2 separate regions of the Homo sapiens genome follow, and region 1 is linked to region 2. A link is a loop called in an ENCODE intact Hi-C map of the cell type or tissue named here. Cell type or tissue: OCI-LY7. All regions are shown on one strand. Each heading gives the region's core, and the rest is flanking DNA. Links, peaks and the distances in the headings are about the cores only. Region 1 overlaps TMEM163 (transmembrane protein 163). Region 2 has its middle 21 kb from the start of TMEM163.

Evidence for each region. A loop is a pair of places that touch in the nucleus more often than their neighbours do. Peaks named below come from ENCODE experiments on the same cell type or tissue, not always from the same donor. Only the 100,000 strongest peaks of a DNase experiment are listed, where the experiment ranks them.
Region 1: it touches region 2 in a loop (5-fold over the local background); 1 of 110 quality-filtered maps calls a loop at or near these places.

The regions. Positions count from the first base shown.
Region 1 is chr2:134,661,063-134,669,369 of GRCh38, forward strand. The region is part of intron 2 of TMEM163 (transmembrane protein 163); the gene reads right to left. Among named protein-coding and RNA genes, the nearest start is that of TMEM163, 54 kb to the right of the region's middle. In OCI-LY7, for the core only: no CTCF peak of the experiment used is centred there; no DNase peak of the experiment used is centred there.
Region 2 is chr2:134,735,662-134,743,978 of GRCh38, forward strand. No RefSeq gene overlaps it. Among named protein-coding and RNA genes, the nearest start is that of TMEM163, 21 kb to the left of the region's middle. RefSeq lists an enhancer at 4,125-4,344. In OCI-LY7, for the core only: a CTCF peak has its summit at 3,671; DNase peaks (open chromatin) are centred at 1,010, 2,170, 3,770 and 4,440; H3K4me3 peaks cover 4,389 bases; H3K27ac peaks cover 5,378 bases.

The DNA.
Region 1 (8,307 bases), core at 1-8,000, 75 kb before region 2:
GGGTTCCTTATCAAAGTATGAGTTTGGCCCCCTCTTGCACTCACACATGCTTACGTACTCTCTCACACACACATACAAACACACACACAGCTCTTGCTTGCTCTCTCTCTCTCTCTCTCTCCCATGAGATGTGAAAGAGAAGGCATGTGATGCCTTCTGTCACTTGAGTATGCAGCAAGAGGTCCTTCGCCAGATGCTGGTGCCTTGATCTTGCACTTCCCAGCTACCACAACGGAGCAAATAAATTTCTGTTCTTTATAAGTTACCCAGTCTCAAGTACTCTGTTATAGCAACACGAAACAAACTCAGACACACATACACATGCATAATTTTCACCAGGTATTTATTTGCAGGAGAACTTATATCGATGGGCAAATGAAAGGAATGCAGCCACATTCATGTTTCAAAACAATGGCTTCCCGCCACAGCCCAGCACCATTACGAAGTGTTTCTTTACAGCAAGTCCAGATGAAGATCGTGCAACCCTATTCAAAGGCTTTTAAACGTTATGGTTGCTTAATTTTTCAGGTAGACACCTGCTAATTTGCTAAGTTCAAGGGGCTTATGATGATCTTGAGAGCAGCCATTCACAATACATAGTCCATTTAAATTCTGCAGAATAAAGATCATTTTAACCTTTTTCTTCCATTTACACATTATGCAAATGTACGTAGAGCTCACACACATTCTTGAGAAGGCACTTTGCCAATCCAAGATTAGGAACCCAAAGGCCCTAGTTCTGCATATTTTCTGGAGAACTGTGTGATTTCAAAATGGGGAGTTTTAATGGAGTCAAAATTTGGAATAAATAACAAGATTTGATACAGTCTTTCAAGTAAGTTTTCATGGATTCATTAATTTTCTTTCTTTTTTTTTTTTTTTTTTTTGAGATGGAGTCTTGCTCTGTCACCCAGGCTGGAGTGCAGTGGCGCAATCTAGGCTCACTGTAAGCTCCACCTCCCGGGTTTACTTATGCCATTCTCCTGCCTCAGCCTCCTGAGTAGCTGGGACTACAGGCGCGTGCCACCACACCTGGTTAATTTTTTGTATTTTTAGTAGAGTCGGGGTTTCACCGTGTTAGCCAGGATGGTCTCGATCTCCTGACCTCGTGATCCGCCCGCCTCAGCCTCCCAAAGTGCTGGGATTACAGGCGTGAGCCACTGCACCTGGCCTGATTCATTACTTTTCATTCATTCAATTGCCACCCTTGGAAACAAGGTCCAATCATATTACATAGTTTCCCCTTCTTTAAAACTGATGTTTTGAACTGGGTAAAAAGTGATCTCTTCAAACAGAAAGATGTAAGGAAAGAGACAATATAAGGACAAGTATATGTGTCAAGCTCATGGGTACCTTCAGATATGGGGGAGGCAGAGCCAGAATGGGTATTGGTTAAAAAGATGAGACTAACTTCTCACCTACAATGTTCTGTTCTTAAGATAATTATTCATATAATTTCAAAATATGTATACAGGAAAAAAAAAGACTAGCTGTAAATATGACTGAAAGGTTCATAGTGCTTCATTCTGGGATTCGGGAGATGAGCAATTCTTATTCTCTCCTTTTATCTTTCTCCTAGGAAGGAAGAAAAGAAGGGAGGGAGGGACTTATGCAATTGTTATCATCCCTTGACATTGCTGACCTGAAATCCACCAGTGCTCCTGGGACTTATCAGATCATGGGTTTCAAAAGAGTGAGGAACAGCCAGGAGCTTTCCAGCATGCTTTCATATCTCTGGGTACCTAATAACCAAATCATGGTTTCTCTGCACCATGCCTGGCAGACTTGAGGCTGCCTGCCCAGCTGACAAAACCCTGTTTCTCTGGGAACCAAGCACACTCCAGTGGGCACCTTGTGTGATGGTATCCTCCATGCCCACCCCACCAGTTCCCACCAGCCACAGCTAAAAGCATGGCTGGGATCAGGCCCCCTCCACAGACAAGTCATACTCTCTGGCGTGGGAGTCTTGAGTTGGGTCTGCAGGACTGTTAGGTCTCTTTGTGTGATCAACCCTCTATCATAGGCAACCATACTTCACCCTGTGGCCAGAAGAACAAAAAAAACTTTGCTACAGAAATAGAATTAAACAGAACTGCAAAAAGGCACATAGGTGGAGATGATGGCCAGAGTTCCCTTCCTATAGGAATAAGCCTTGTGATTCCTTATGATAAACACTGATTTTTGCTTAAGGCAGCTCAGGCTGGTTTCTGTGACTTACATCTTCTGTTTGTCCTAATATTTCAAGGCCTGCTGGGTGGACCCCAAGGCCTTTGATCTGGTAAGTGAGGCAAACATGCGGGACAGAATTCAGTAGGAGCCACAGAGCAAAATGCCTCATCAAAGTCTTGCTACTTCCAAAAAAAATCAAAGATGATAAACCCTTTGCAGAAGACCCTGACTGACTGTTTGGATGAGTACTGCACTTGGTTCTGGGAGGAGTCTTGATAAAGATGTCTAGGAGCCATGATCACATGCTCTAAATGTGTGCACCACAGGTCCCTTTCTGCAGTGTCCTGCTCCAGCCACATGTGGAAGCATTGTCAGGTCTGTGTTCATTTTGTTCCATGTCAGGCATGAATGCTAGATGCTCTGCAAGCATCCTCCTGCATCCTTCCTCATCTTCCTGCATCCTCTCCCAACCCTGCAAGATGGCATTGTCTCCACCCAACAGGTGAGGACAGGGAGATGCTGTGTGTTAGGCAGCACGCCGGCTGCCCAGCTAACAGGTGGCAAAGCCAGGACCCTCCACATCTGACTCCTGCCCTTTTTACCACACCTGTTTCCTCTCAGATGCTCCAAAAGCTACCACTGAAGCCTTGACAGTAGGAAGCTGTCTCCACAATGCCTTGAGGCCTCTCTGGCAGGTGAGCACCCAACCTGGCCAGCCTGCTGATCCTCAGTAGCCCTATAGGCACAGGCTTGTCTAAAGGACCCAAGTCAAATGTCACCTCTCCCATTTTTGTTCCATGCCTCTCCTCCTCCCATCTGTGTCACAGCATTTCATCTAGATCATGTGTCCCTTTCCTCTTGCATAAATTCCAGGTCTAAATGTCTCAGACCAGCTTTCACCAACAGCAGGAAAAGCAAGCTCCCTCACAGCGAGTACCTCTGCTTCTTGTTGCCACTTCATATCATTGTGGAGAGATTATAATGTCCATGGCTTGGACTAATCTCTTCCCAGCGCCTAGCTCAGTGGACAGTTTCCACTTACAGGCTGAGCTGTGTGAGCTCAGTGTCAACTTCAGGGTCCATCAGAATCGCCCGGAGGACTGGTTAAGACGCAGAATGCTGGCCCCAGCCCCAGGGTCTCTGATTCTGTAGGTCTAGCGTGGGGTTTAAAACTTTGTATTTCTAATAAATTCTTGGGTATGAAAGCCTGAATAATGGCCCCCAAAGATATATAGGTCCTAATCCCTGGGATCTGTAAACATTACCTTGTAGGGGAAAAGGGACTTTGCAGATGTGATTCAGTAAAGGTACTTGAGGTAAGGAGATTATCCTGGATTATCTGCTAAACCCGAAGTATAATCTCAGGGGTCTTTATGAGAGAGAGGCAGAGGAAGATTAGATGACAGAAGAGGAGAAGGCAACGTGACAGGAAGGAGCAGAGATTGCAGTCGTGTGGTCACAAGCAGGGGGATACAGGCCACCACCAGAAGCTGGAAGGGGCAACGAATGGCGGATTCTCTGCTGCTGCAACTTGCAGAAGGAACAAACCCTGCTGCCATCTTGATTTTAGCCCTGTGAGACTCGGCTCAGACTTCAGCCCTCCAGAACTGTAACAGAATAAATTGTTGGGTTTTTTTTTGTTTTGTTTTATTTTGTTTTGTTTTGTTTGAGACAGGGTCTTGCTATGTCACCCAGGCTGGAGTGCAGTAGTGCAGTCTCGGTTCACGAATTCCCCGGCTCAAGCGATCCTCCCACCTCAGCTCCCCTGAGGAGCTGGGACTACAGGAGTGCACCACCATGCCCAGCCTAAATTGGTGTTTTAAGCCACTAAATTTGTGGTAATTTCTAACAACAGCCACAGGAAAGACAAACAGCTTGTGATGCTTATATTGTTGTTTGGGGGTCCACACTTTGCAAACTACTGCAAGACATCTGTATTAGTCTGTTCCCACACTGCTAATAAAGACATACCCAGGACTGGGTAATTTATAAAGAAAAAGAGGTTTAATGGACTCAACAGTTCCACAAGGCTGGGGAGGCCTGACAATCATGGCAGAAGGTCAAGGAGGAGCAAAGGCATGTCTTACATAGTGGCAGGCAAGAGTGCATGTGCAGGTGAACTGCCCCTTATAAAACCATCAGATCTCATGAGACTTATTCACTATCATGAGAACGGCACGGGAAAACATGCCTCCATGATTCAATTACCTCCTACCAGGTCCCTCCCATGACACCTGGGGATTACAGGAGCTACAATTCAAGATGAGATTTGGGTGGGGACACAGCCCAACCATATCAACATCTATCCCTGGCCATATCTAATGCCACCTGGAGGATCAGGGTCTGTGTGAATGGTCCCCTGGAAACTCTGATGATGATTCAGAACAGTGCAATACTAGGTGAGTACACAGCACACCCACCACCCCCTTCACTTTAACTCATACAGTGGGAAAGCACACAGCAGAGGGACTACAGAGCTGAATTCCAACCCTGCCTCTACTGATTACTGGTCCTGCAGCTAAGCCAGTTCCTCAGCCTCTCCGGACCTCAGCATCTGCATCTGAAATTCAGGTATAACACCACCAGCCTCAAAGCACTCTCAAGAGCATTAAACAAGATACTGCATCTAAGCTCCACCTGGCTTGTGGCAAGCTCTCACCAAACGTCTGCAGCTGTTATTATTTTTGTGACTGAAAACTGCTTTTAAAGTAGCTGAATGCATATGCCCCACTCAGATCAACAGAAGCCTCTTTCTTAATGATGTGTGTTTCTTGACCCAAATTAGTAAGCAGCTCCCTCTGAGATCTGATACTGTCATCTGCAAATTAACAGACAGAATAGTAATGAGAAAAAAATACATAGGAAGTTTAAAAAATCATATCCTCTACACTGCACTGCACATACAGCTAATCAGACTAAATCCCACAGACTAAATCCCACCCACCACCACCTTCCACCATGGGGCTCACAACAGCCGACTTCTGCCTGCCTTTCCTCTCATCTCATCTCCCCCAATCCTTTCCCACCCTCCCCCAACCCCCAAATTGCACTACAGAATAAAACTCAAGCTCCCTGGCACAGCCTAGAAACTCCAACACTGGGCCCCTGCCCATCCCTGAGGTCTAATTTCTCATGGCTCTCCCTCACCCACACAGACCATCTATTCCAAACTTAACTAGAGGACTTCCAGTTCCTCAGAAGCTGCTGACGTTTCTGCCTCCACCTATGCCACCTGCTCCGCCTTGAAAGCGCTTCCGGCTCTCCACCTTCTCCACCTTCAGCACAGCCATGATGTGTGAACTTCTCCAGAGCAGAATCCTCCACCTTCCTGCCTGGGGGCAGAATAAGCCTGGCTATCCCTCTTCTGGAACTGAGTAGGGGAAGCAACCTTTGAGGCTGCACCATCCAGAGTGTAGACTTTCACTTAAGACTAAGAGCAGGGACTCCCACATTCAAAACCTAGTTCCACCAATTCCTCATTTTAAGATCTCCAGCAATTTACTCCAGTTTCCTCATCTATAAAAAGGAGATCGTAATAGTGTCTGCCTACCACATATGGATTTTATGTGGATTAAATGAGATAATCCACATAATAAATGATGGCCAGCGTAGAGCAGGCGTTCGATAAATGTAAACTGTCACCAGAAGTTGCATAATCTGAGTGCTCCCCTTCAGAGACATCGTCCTGGGAGGATGTCGTCTTCTCCATCAAAGCCTTCACTCCTTGCACTGCCAAAGCCCCTCTGTGATGCTGTGGCTTCCAGAATCAGTGGATGAGCCCCACTAGAAAAATCTACTCATCACTCATGATTACCCCTTGTGCATCCCAGCATGAGTGTGACCTAGTGCTTGAACATCCTTATTCACCAGATTTGACTCAAGTTTGATTCCGAAATCAAACGTGCACCCAGTGAAGTGCTCCTTCTGAGAATAATCAAAACCAACATTGTGACAGAGGCTGCTGGCTAGGCTGTGATATTTCCTCTTTCTTCTGTAGTAACAGAACCACAGCGTTTAGCTGGGCACCTGGTATTGAGAATAAAAATCTTATTCGCAGCCTTCCTTGCAGCCAGAAATGGCCATGAGATGAAGTTCTAGCCAATGGGATCTGAGTGCAAACTGTGTTTTCCAAGGGATTCCCTTACAGAGAGAGGCCAAGCTTTCTCTTCCCCCTTCTCCCTTCACCCTAACTGGCATGTGACATGGCAGACATGGGATGTAGAATATGGAAACCTCTTCTCTCCATGTTAACGCACTCAACATTCTAGAAAAAGCAGAGCAGAAGGAAGGAAACAGCATTTCTGATGCCATGTGTCATTACAGCAGCCCTGGACTGCTTCCACCCAGGCTATGTGTTTAAACCATGACTATCTGGGGTCTCTTATGACAACCAAACCTATGTTTCAACTATTAATAATTCATATATGTAACCGCTTCTAAAAGCATCTGCAAAAGAAAAGCTTAAACTATGTTTTAAGCAAGGATAACACTGTATGGATTTTCCCAAAGTGACTTATTAAAGAACACTCATTGAGCTGGAGTATTTGTGTGCTGTTTGTTTAATTAGTCACACAGTTAATCGTTACATCTCCTGAAATAGGAAGAAAAAGCAACCCAATGGTCTAAATCCACCAATATCACCTAGACACATTCAGTGACATTTAGAATATTTTATTCTAACAAACTTTTTGAACACCACAGTTGGAAGAATAGAGATCATTCCAACAGGTCAAGCACTGGCCCAGCTGCTGGGAGATCGGATCTGCTGATCCAGCCCTGCCGAGGGCAGCAAGACCTGCTGGGCCTCGCTTTCTGCATCTGTAGATACTAAGGCTGAGGGACTTGGATGGGGCCAGGGACCAAAACCCTACAAACCAAAGAAAGAAATGGTCCAAAAGTAGCAACTCAAAGGAGAAAGAAAACTACTAAGAACACAAAATGAAAAACCGAAACTCAAAAGAGTTGTCCATCAGACTGCTTTATAACCATGTGTCCCCAGTTGGCACACAAACCTGTCCTGGAACAAGCCCACAGTTCTCATCAGCGCTCATCAGTGGCCACATATCCCTCTCTCCAAGGTCACTAGACCCGGTGTTGAGGGGCTGGAAGGGGAAGGACGGCAGTGGCAATGGGGTCAACAGAGTCCCATCTCTTGGCTTATTGATGGGCATTAACATTCTTCCAAACACTCAGACCTCAAATTCAAGTTCCTGAACCCAGAGAGCCAGTCCTCACTTTTAGGGGTCTTTACTGCCATTTCTTTTCCTCTTCCACTAGGCTTAGAGAACACAGAGATTGTAAAAAAATGGGTTTTCTGCAGGAGGCAGAGGTTGCAGTGAGCTGAGACCGTGCCATTGCACTCCAGGCTGGGTGACAAGAGGGAAACTCCGTCTCAAAAAAAAAAAAAAGAAAAGAAAAGAAAAATGGGTTTTCTGGTGCCCTTTCTCCTCTCCACCCCATAACATGGGTGAATACATAGTAAGCACATAGTTAACTGAATATATCTTAAATAAATGTCTGATCCTCTAAGAACCGAGTCACACACACACAAAAAAAATCTACGAAGGGGACTAAGCATACATGTATATATATATTTGCAGGCAAGATGGGCCTGTGTTCACACTTGGAAGGCCAAACCTTGCCCAGTGCGGTCATTTCTCCACTTCAGTTGCTGAACAACTACAGCATTTCCTAAAGGAGCTCTCACACCGAGAGACTCACTGGCTCACAGCCTCCAGCATGAGCTACATGAAAGAGACCACCGCCAAGGAGTGACTCAAACAAGAAGCCAGGGCGCCCCGTGGCCACATCCTCACTGCAGAGGCATCTGTGAGAGCAGAGCCTGGGGCTGCTCCCCCTCACTTCCAAAGAACAGGAGGGGCCATGGGGACTCAATGAAAAGTCCTTTGATCACGACCAGGATATGCTGGCACTATAAGGACCAAAGTCCCTCACCACAGCAAATACGAACCCTCTTGATACCCACTCATGTGTTCCTGAGCTTCTGTTTCCCCTGGAGATTCCCTCCTACTTTGGGCACGAGGTCCCTTCCTCGGTCACAAGGTACCGAGTCTCTCCAGTCCTAGTTCTATCCTTCATCACACAGAAAAGAAGAATCAACAGTCAAGAGCCCAGCTA
Region 2 (8,317 bases), core at 318-8,317:
GGGGTGGTCCCTGGTTGCCTGGCACCTGGCCCTGGAGTGATGAACGCAGACAGACATTGTCTCCTGGGGTGTGTGGGTCAGATGAGGGAGGGCTCTGGTTGGTTAGTTTGCTAATCAAATGCTCTAGGGCCAGGTGTGGTAATCCCAGCACTTTGGAAGGCCAAGGTGGGAGAATCACTTGATCCCAGGAGTTTGAAACCAGCCTGGGCAACAAGGCGAAACCCTGTTTCTATCCCAATGTTTTTTTAATTTGCTGGGTGTAGTGGTGCATGCCTGTGACCCCAGCTACCCAGGAGGCTAAGGTGGGAGGATGGCTTGAGCCCAGGAAGTCAAGGCTGCATTAAGCCATGTTCATACCACTGCACTCCAGTCTGGGCGACAGAGTAAATGAGACCCTCTCTCAAAAAAAACAAAAAGAGAAACAAACAAACATAAAAAATAAATAAATAAATAAATAAATAAATAAACAAAGACCACGCTCCAGGCTGGGCCTTTTGTTATCTCTAGGAATTGGCTAGCCCCAGAGGGGCAGTCTCCCCTGGACCCAAAATGGGTTTAATGTTTGATGATGTCAAAACATCATAATATACAGAAAATTTAAGAATATATTTGCAATACAGTGGGGAAGGAGGAATGGCTGCTGGAGACACAGGCTGACAATGTGACTCACCTCCCAGGAATGAACCTGAGGAAGCCCTCTAATTCCACAGCCATCAGCTTTTCACAATCAGTAATGCCACGCTCCATCAGACATCCTAAGAATGTGTGGCCCATGTGGATGAGAGGGGTTGCCACTTTTATTCAAAAATGTATCACGAATGCTTAGAACAGTGCCTGGGATAAGGTAGACAGACATTTATAAAGTGGAAAAATATTTACTGATTTAATGAAAAAAGAGTGAATTAACAATGACCCTATTAAAATAACTCAGTGTAGTCCTTTTCACTACTGTTGTTTAAGGACCCTGTTTCAACACAGTTGTTTAAGGAACCTTTACATAAGGGTGGAAATTTTTGTTCCTCTTTCTCCTCTGTGATGTTTTTCTTCCTCTTTTCTCAGGTGAAGACTGAAAATTCTAAGTTCTCACTGGGCAGAAATGGACATCAAGATCTTCAGATGAAAAGGCCCCTTAATAAGTCGGGGGAAAAAGTCCTCATAGTACTTTAATTCTAAAGTAGTAATCCCATGTGTGCAAGTGTCTGTGCCACCTTGGGAAACTGTGAAGCTTTGTGGCTGTTTATAAACTTGATAATTGGTTCTAACACTCAATGCCTGTTGGGAAGGGCTGCTATTCATCACCTTGACTCTGACTTTCAAGTCCTCCCTTAGTCTGACCTTGTGTTGTCATCTCATGATGCCAATGCCATTGGGATTGGCCCAAATTATTCTTATCCAAACAAAACATAAGCAAGAAAGACCTCTTCTATGACTTTGTAATCTAACAGAACTGAAGAGATGAGTGACTGGGTTCTGGTTCGCCTTGGCCAGAGCTGTGTGTCCTTCTTATACCTCACTGCTCCTCAATTTCTGAATGTCTGAAAAAGCCAGCTGATAGATACTATAGATACTTATTCTGCCTAGCCCAAAAGAAAGCCAAGAGAATAATTATAGAATGCAAATACGAAAAAGAGAGTTAGATGAGGCCTCACAGGTCAGCTAAATTTGGCAAGACTTCCAATTTACAAGTGAGAAACTTGAGGTGCAGTGGTGTGTGCTCATTTGTTATTGCTCCGTAACAAATTACTGCAGACTTGGAGGCTTGAAACGGCACAAATTTATTCTCTTACAATTCTGGGAGTCAGAAGCTGGAAATGAGTCTTATGGGGCTGAAATCATCTTATGGGGGTGTCAGCAAAGCTGATTTTCTCTGGAGACTCCAGGAGAGAATTTGTTTCCTTGCATCCTCCAGCTTCTAAAGGTGGCCGTCACTCCTTGGCTCCTGGCTGAATTGCTCCAATCTCTGTTTTTATTGCCAGTTAGCCTTCTTCTCTCTGACTCTGATTCCCCTGCTTTCTTCTTATAAGGATCTTTGTGATTAAAATAAAGCCACCCAGATAAGCCAGGATAATCTCAAGGTGAAACAGACAGAAATCGATGACAGAGCCTATGCTGGCTTGTGTCAGCAGGAAGGACAGGGTGCACCAGGTGTGGCAGACCCTGAACTGCATCACTGTTGTTAGACTGCTGTTTACTCTCTCCACGCCTTGCTGCTGTCACTTCCTGAATGTCGGCATACTGTATATTACCTCCGAAGGGTCTTTCCCACATGGCAGGAAAGATGAATGCTGACAGCCCTAGATTTGAATCCTTCTAAAAACTCGAGAGGCAGGAGGCTGTCCTTTCCCTTAGTTTCTATAAAACAGTCCCAAGGAAGGGCTCTAATTATCCTGGCTTGATAATGTATGCAAAGTTCAAGTCTGGCAGGAGGTTTTGCACAAACCCAGCTTCCAGAGTTCTGCGAGGGTTCTTACTCTGGGGCTCAAAGCAGCCCTGGCTGCTGCAGCAGTCCCCACGCCATCAGGACAGTTGCAAGGAGAAAAAAGGAGCCCCAATCCCTCACCACTTGCATTTTTTGGTCTAGTCTGGGAAGACAGAACATTGGCACAATTTATGAAAAGCAACTTTGTTACTCACAGTTAAGCAGCAAAAATCAACAGAAACCCAGGGTCCACCATGAGCAGTTCCCCAGGGTTCAGGAATGCTGCCAAGGGCAGATGCAGTCTAAGCATGCCTCACATTACACTCTAGCTGAGGGACTCTGAAAGCACTCCATCCTGGGTTTATATACCCTGGGTACCACTTGGACCACTGAATGCAAGCACTGCAGAACATCCTATTCTAGAAGGAATAAGAATGTAGCCTGGATTGCTCCAGACATTTCCTCCTTATTACAGGATTTTCAGTAGTTTCTGTCTAGGAATGAAAAGCAAGAAGGGGAAGAGCTGGGTCGGCCAAGGTCATCCAGGGACTTATGTTCCTGCAATGTGCTCATTTCTGAGCCAATCTCTGTAACCAGCCAGGGATGGTGCCCTGGTTCAGCCTGGGTCATGTGTCCACACTGTGGGCAAAGCTGGAGGGCAGGATTACTATCAGGAGAAGGCACAGGAAGAAAATCATGCTGGGCAAGGCAAATTCATGGTTACCTCAGCCTCCAGCTTGTCTGAGAGTGTCCCATGGCCATGGTTCATGATGGGTGATGGGCAACCAGGATGAGACAGAAGCCAGGGAAAGAATGAAGATAAAAAAGAGTGGGCCCAGAGGAGCACAGCCCATGAGATTGCACCTCTGGTCCTTGGGAGGCAGTGGTTTCAAAGAGGGGCACTGCAGATGAACACTCCCAACACGGCTAAGGAGGTCAGAGACATGCCACATCTCTAGGACAAGATGAAGTGGGGACAGCCACCTCCAGCTTCACGCTCCCGCTCAGCAAAATATGGACAATAGTTCTGGATTCATAGGGCTTGTCTGAAGTTCTATAGAAGCAGGACCTGAGACACAGATTCTTGGTGCAAGTGATCTCAGAAAGAGAATGTGAGTGGCAAGATAGAAAGAAAAAGGAAGCCAAGAAAAATGTAGATTCAGCTGCATTTTAACCTCTCAGTCTGATCCCACCTCAGCCTGATCCCACCATAGCATGAAGAACACCACAAAGTTATGCAACCTTGAGACAAGGCACCAGACTTTTGCACCCCATATCTGTCACTCATTGTCTGTGGCCACCCCTAGGGGGAAAGCAGGCATTTCTAGGCAAGGTGGCTCCCCTTAGCTGAGCATTCAGAAGAAGGAAGCAGCTGCAACCTGTGAGCAGCCAACACTCAGCTACGGGGTGGTGCCTGGCAGATTAAAGTGTATCTGGTGGGGGCCCCAACTATACCCCTTATGGGGCTATTGTGAGATAATGAAGCTCAAGTCCTATCACAAGGCTGGGAGTTATCATTGTCATCATCATTATCTTATCCCTGTTGTAGAGAAGTAATAAATAGTAAGCATCACATAACACATGCCTCTTGGCTGGCTGCTGCACAGACATACATAGGCAGTAGGAATGTACACAGTCCTTTGTTCATATCCTGTGCCACCCCTGCCATGGACTAGTTATGTGATTTGGGGTGCCAAATTTAGCCCCCTTGAGCCTCAGGGTTCTAATCCATAAAATGGGCTAGGTAACCAGAGCTGGGCTGTTGCAAGGATGACATGAGGTCATCCCCATGGTGCTCTAGGTGCGGTTCTTGGAACAGAAGAAAGCATTCAAGTGACTGTGGGTCATCAGCTTCTGTGGTCAGACAGTCTAAAGCTTCAGCTGACACACATGGAGGCCAAGAAGACACTGGCTTCACGAAAGGCAGTAATATGACTGTGTATTATGTAAAAGATGAAGCCAACTGTGTTTAAGGAAGCAAATCCATTTTCAAAAAGAGGATGTGAAAACAAAGCCTCTAAAGACGTCTGTCTGTTACTCATCAAGACTGTGCCACGGATAGGGCCTTTGCTGTACAGCACCTCCTCAAATGCTCACACAGGCCACCGCTCAGAACAAAGGGGCCTCACCCTGGGCTTCCACAGAGATTTGTCAGCCCGAGGCCACCACCTTTAATTTGGTGGATCAGCTTTTCCTGCCTGTAATCAAAGAGGATAGGATGTGTGTCGAGGTATAGATTAGTTGGGGCTGCCCTGCCCCGCACCCTAATAAAGGTGTAGCCATGAACCTTATTTAGTCTCTCCTAAGCCTCATTTCCTTCTTAGTTAACGGGGGAAAATAATATTTGCATTTAGGATTATTTTAGAGAACTAAATGAAATGGTATTTGTGAACACTTAAATCAGTACCTGGTCTTACATCAGTCCATTTGAATCAGCACCTGCTGCCAAAAAGCAACTATTATTGTGGTTATTGATGTTCATTTTTTCAACCAGTATTTACTGTCTACCATGTGACAACATTGATTTTGGTGGTGGGAAGACATTGGCAAGAAAAAAACATGAGGGTCCTGTGCATAAGAAGCTTACATTCAAGCGAGGAGAGATAGTTAACATAGAACCACGAAAACCTACAGGATGCGATAGTCACATAGAGAATTAAAATAGGACGATGAGACAGAGTGATGGAATAGATCCCTGAGTCTGGCCTCTACTTTAGAAAGGCCTCTCTAAGAGGTGAGGTTCAGGCTGAGATCCAAAAACCCAGATGAGGCCAGGCACGGTGGCTCATGCCTGTAATCCCAGCACTTTGGGAGGCCAAGGCAGACGGATCGCCTGAGGTCAGGAGTTCGAGACCAGCCTGGCCAACCATGGCCAACATGGTGAAACTAAAACACTCTTCTCTACTAAAAACACAAAAACTAGCCAGGCATGGTGGCACATGCCTGTAATCTCAGCTACTCGGGAGGCTGAGGCAGGAGAATTGCTTGAACCCAGGAGGCAGAGGCTGCAGTGAGCTGAGATCATGCCACTATACTCCAGCTTGAGCAACAGAGTGAGACTTCGTCTCAAAAAGAAAACAAAAACCCAGATGAGCAGCATCACTGGCGAAATCACCTGGGGAAAGTATGTTTCAGAGGGAGTGCAAAGGCCCTGAAGTAAAACAGTTAGGCATAGTGGGAACAGGCTCAGTATGTTTAAGGGACACACAAAAGGCCAGGGTGGCTGGAGTATGGTGGGGAAGGGGAGTGGTCAGAGGAGAGATGAGTTTGGAAGAGTGGACAGAAAAGACCATTTAGTTTCATAGACCAAGGTAAAGAGTTTAGCTCTTAATCTAAATGGGATAGAAAGCAACAGAAGGGTTTTAAGCTAAAAAGATATAATCTGAAACAGGCTTTTAAAAGGTCACCTGGAGCTGGCACAATAGCTCATGCCTGTAATCTTAGCACTTTGGGAGTTTGAGGTAGGAGGATCGCTTGAGGCCAGAAATTAGAGACCAGCCTGGGCAACACAGCAAGACTTCATCTCTACAAAAAAAATAAAAAGGAAAAAATTATCCAGGATAGGTGGTACGCAGTGCCTGTAGTATTAGCTACACAGGAACCTGATGCAGGAGGATTGCTTGAGCCCAGGAGTTTGAGGATGCAATGAGCTATGATTGCGCCACTGCACTCCAGCCTGGGTACCAAGAGAGATGCTGTCTCAAAAAATTAAATAAATAAATAAATAAATAAATAAATAAAAGTTTGCCTGGATAATTTCATCCAATATTTAAGGAAGCAGTTACAACATCCCACATATATATCTTTCAGAAAATTGAACATGTGGGAATACTTCCCAATTTGTCATATGAAGCTGGCATTATCCTACCAACAAAGCCAAATACAGCAGGAAAAGAAGACTAAAATCTAATGAATAATAACCCTATGAACATATGCACAAAAATCCTCAACAAAATGTGAGAAAGCTGAATCCAGCAACATGTAAAAAGTGTTATGTACCATGATCAAGAAATTTATCCCAGGAATGTGAGGTTAGTAACATCTAAAAATCAATTAATGAACTGCAACATATTAATAGAATAAAGAAGGCCGGGCACAGTGGTTTATGCTTGTAATCCCAGCACTCTGGGAGGCTGCGGCAGGCAGATCACTTGAGGTCAGGAGTTCCAGACCAGCCTGGCCAACACGGTGAAACCCTGTCTCTAATGAAATTACAAAAGTTAGCCGGGCATAGTGGTGGGCGCCTGTAATCCCAGCTACTCGGGAGGCTGAGGCAGGAGAATTTCTTAAATCCAGGAAGTGGAGGTTGCAGTGAGCCGAGATCGCACCATTGCACTCCAGCCTGGGCGACAGAGTGAGACTCCATCTCAAAAAAAAAAAAAAAAAAAAAAAAAAAGAATAAAGGACAAACCTTTCATATGCACTTCAACAGATGCACAAAATGCACTTGCTATGGAAATGTAAAATGGCGTAGCTATGGAAAACAATATGGCAGTTCCTCAAGAAGTTAAAAATGGAATTACCACAGGATTCAGCAATTCCACATCTGGGTATATGCCCAAATGAATCAAAAGCAGGGACTTGAACAGATATTTGTACACCCATGTTCACAGCAGCATTATTCACAATGGGCCAATGTTGGAAGTAACCCAAATGTCCCTTAAAGGATGAATGGATAAACAAAATTTAGTATATACCTACAATGAAGTATTATTCAGCCTTAAAAAGAAAGAAAATTCTGATATATGCTGCAACATGAATGAACCTAGAGGATATTATGCTAAGTGAAAAAAGCCAGACACAAAAGGACAAATACTGTATGATTCCCCTTACACGAGGTACCTAGACAAACTCAGAGATAGAAAGTAGAATGGTGGTTGCCAGGCACTAGCAGGAGAAAGGAATGGAGAATTAGTGTTTAATGGGTATAGGGTTTCAATTTTGCAAGACGAAAAGAGTTCTGGAGATGGATGGTAATGAGGGTAGCACAATAATGTGAGTGTACTTAACACTACTGAACTGCACACTTAAAAATGGTTAAGATGGTAAACTTCATGGTATGTGCATTTTACAATTCAAAAAAAAATGGGGCCAGGCAGGATGGCTTATGCTTGTAATCCCAGCACTTTGGGTGGCTGAGGCGGGCAGATCACTTGAGGTCAGGAGTTCGAGACCATCCTGGCCAGTATGACGAAACCCCATCTCTACTAAAAATACAAAAATTAGACAGGTGTGGTGGTGCGTGCCTGTAGTCCCAGCTACTTGGGAGGCTGAGGCAGGAGAATTGCTTGAACTCGGGAGGTGGAGGTTGCAGTGAGCTGAGATCACGCCACTGAACTCCAGCGTCTGCAACAAAGTGAGACTCCATGTCAAAAATAAATAAATAAATGAAATGAAATGAAAGCTACTGTGGCTGTGAGGCCATGACAGGCAGATGTGGCATCACAGTGCTCTCCACAAGCCCATGCAGCTGATCAGACTTCCCTGTGAGCCCAGCCTTTCCTTTGTTTCAGGCTGACATCATTAGTGACTTTTCCTCTGATCCTCCAGCTGCAGCCTTCCAGAACTCTCCTCTTCCAGCTCCACCGACAATCTAATTCCAATATAAAACCTGTTAATACTTTTTAGAAAATAATGCATTTGAAAAAATCCAACTCCCATTCATGACAAAACCTCTCAGCAAAATAGGAAAAGAAAGGAACTTCCTTAATCTGATAAAGGGTATCTATGCAAAACCTACAGCTAACTTCATATTTAATATGAAATACTGTTAAGACTGGTAGTAAAGCAAAGGTGTCACCTCTCATTATTTTTATTCAACATGGTATTAGAATATCTTATCACTGCAATAAGGCAACAAAAAAACAAAACATCTAGATTGGAAAGGAGGAAGTAAAG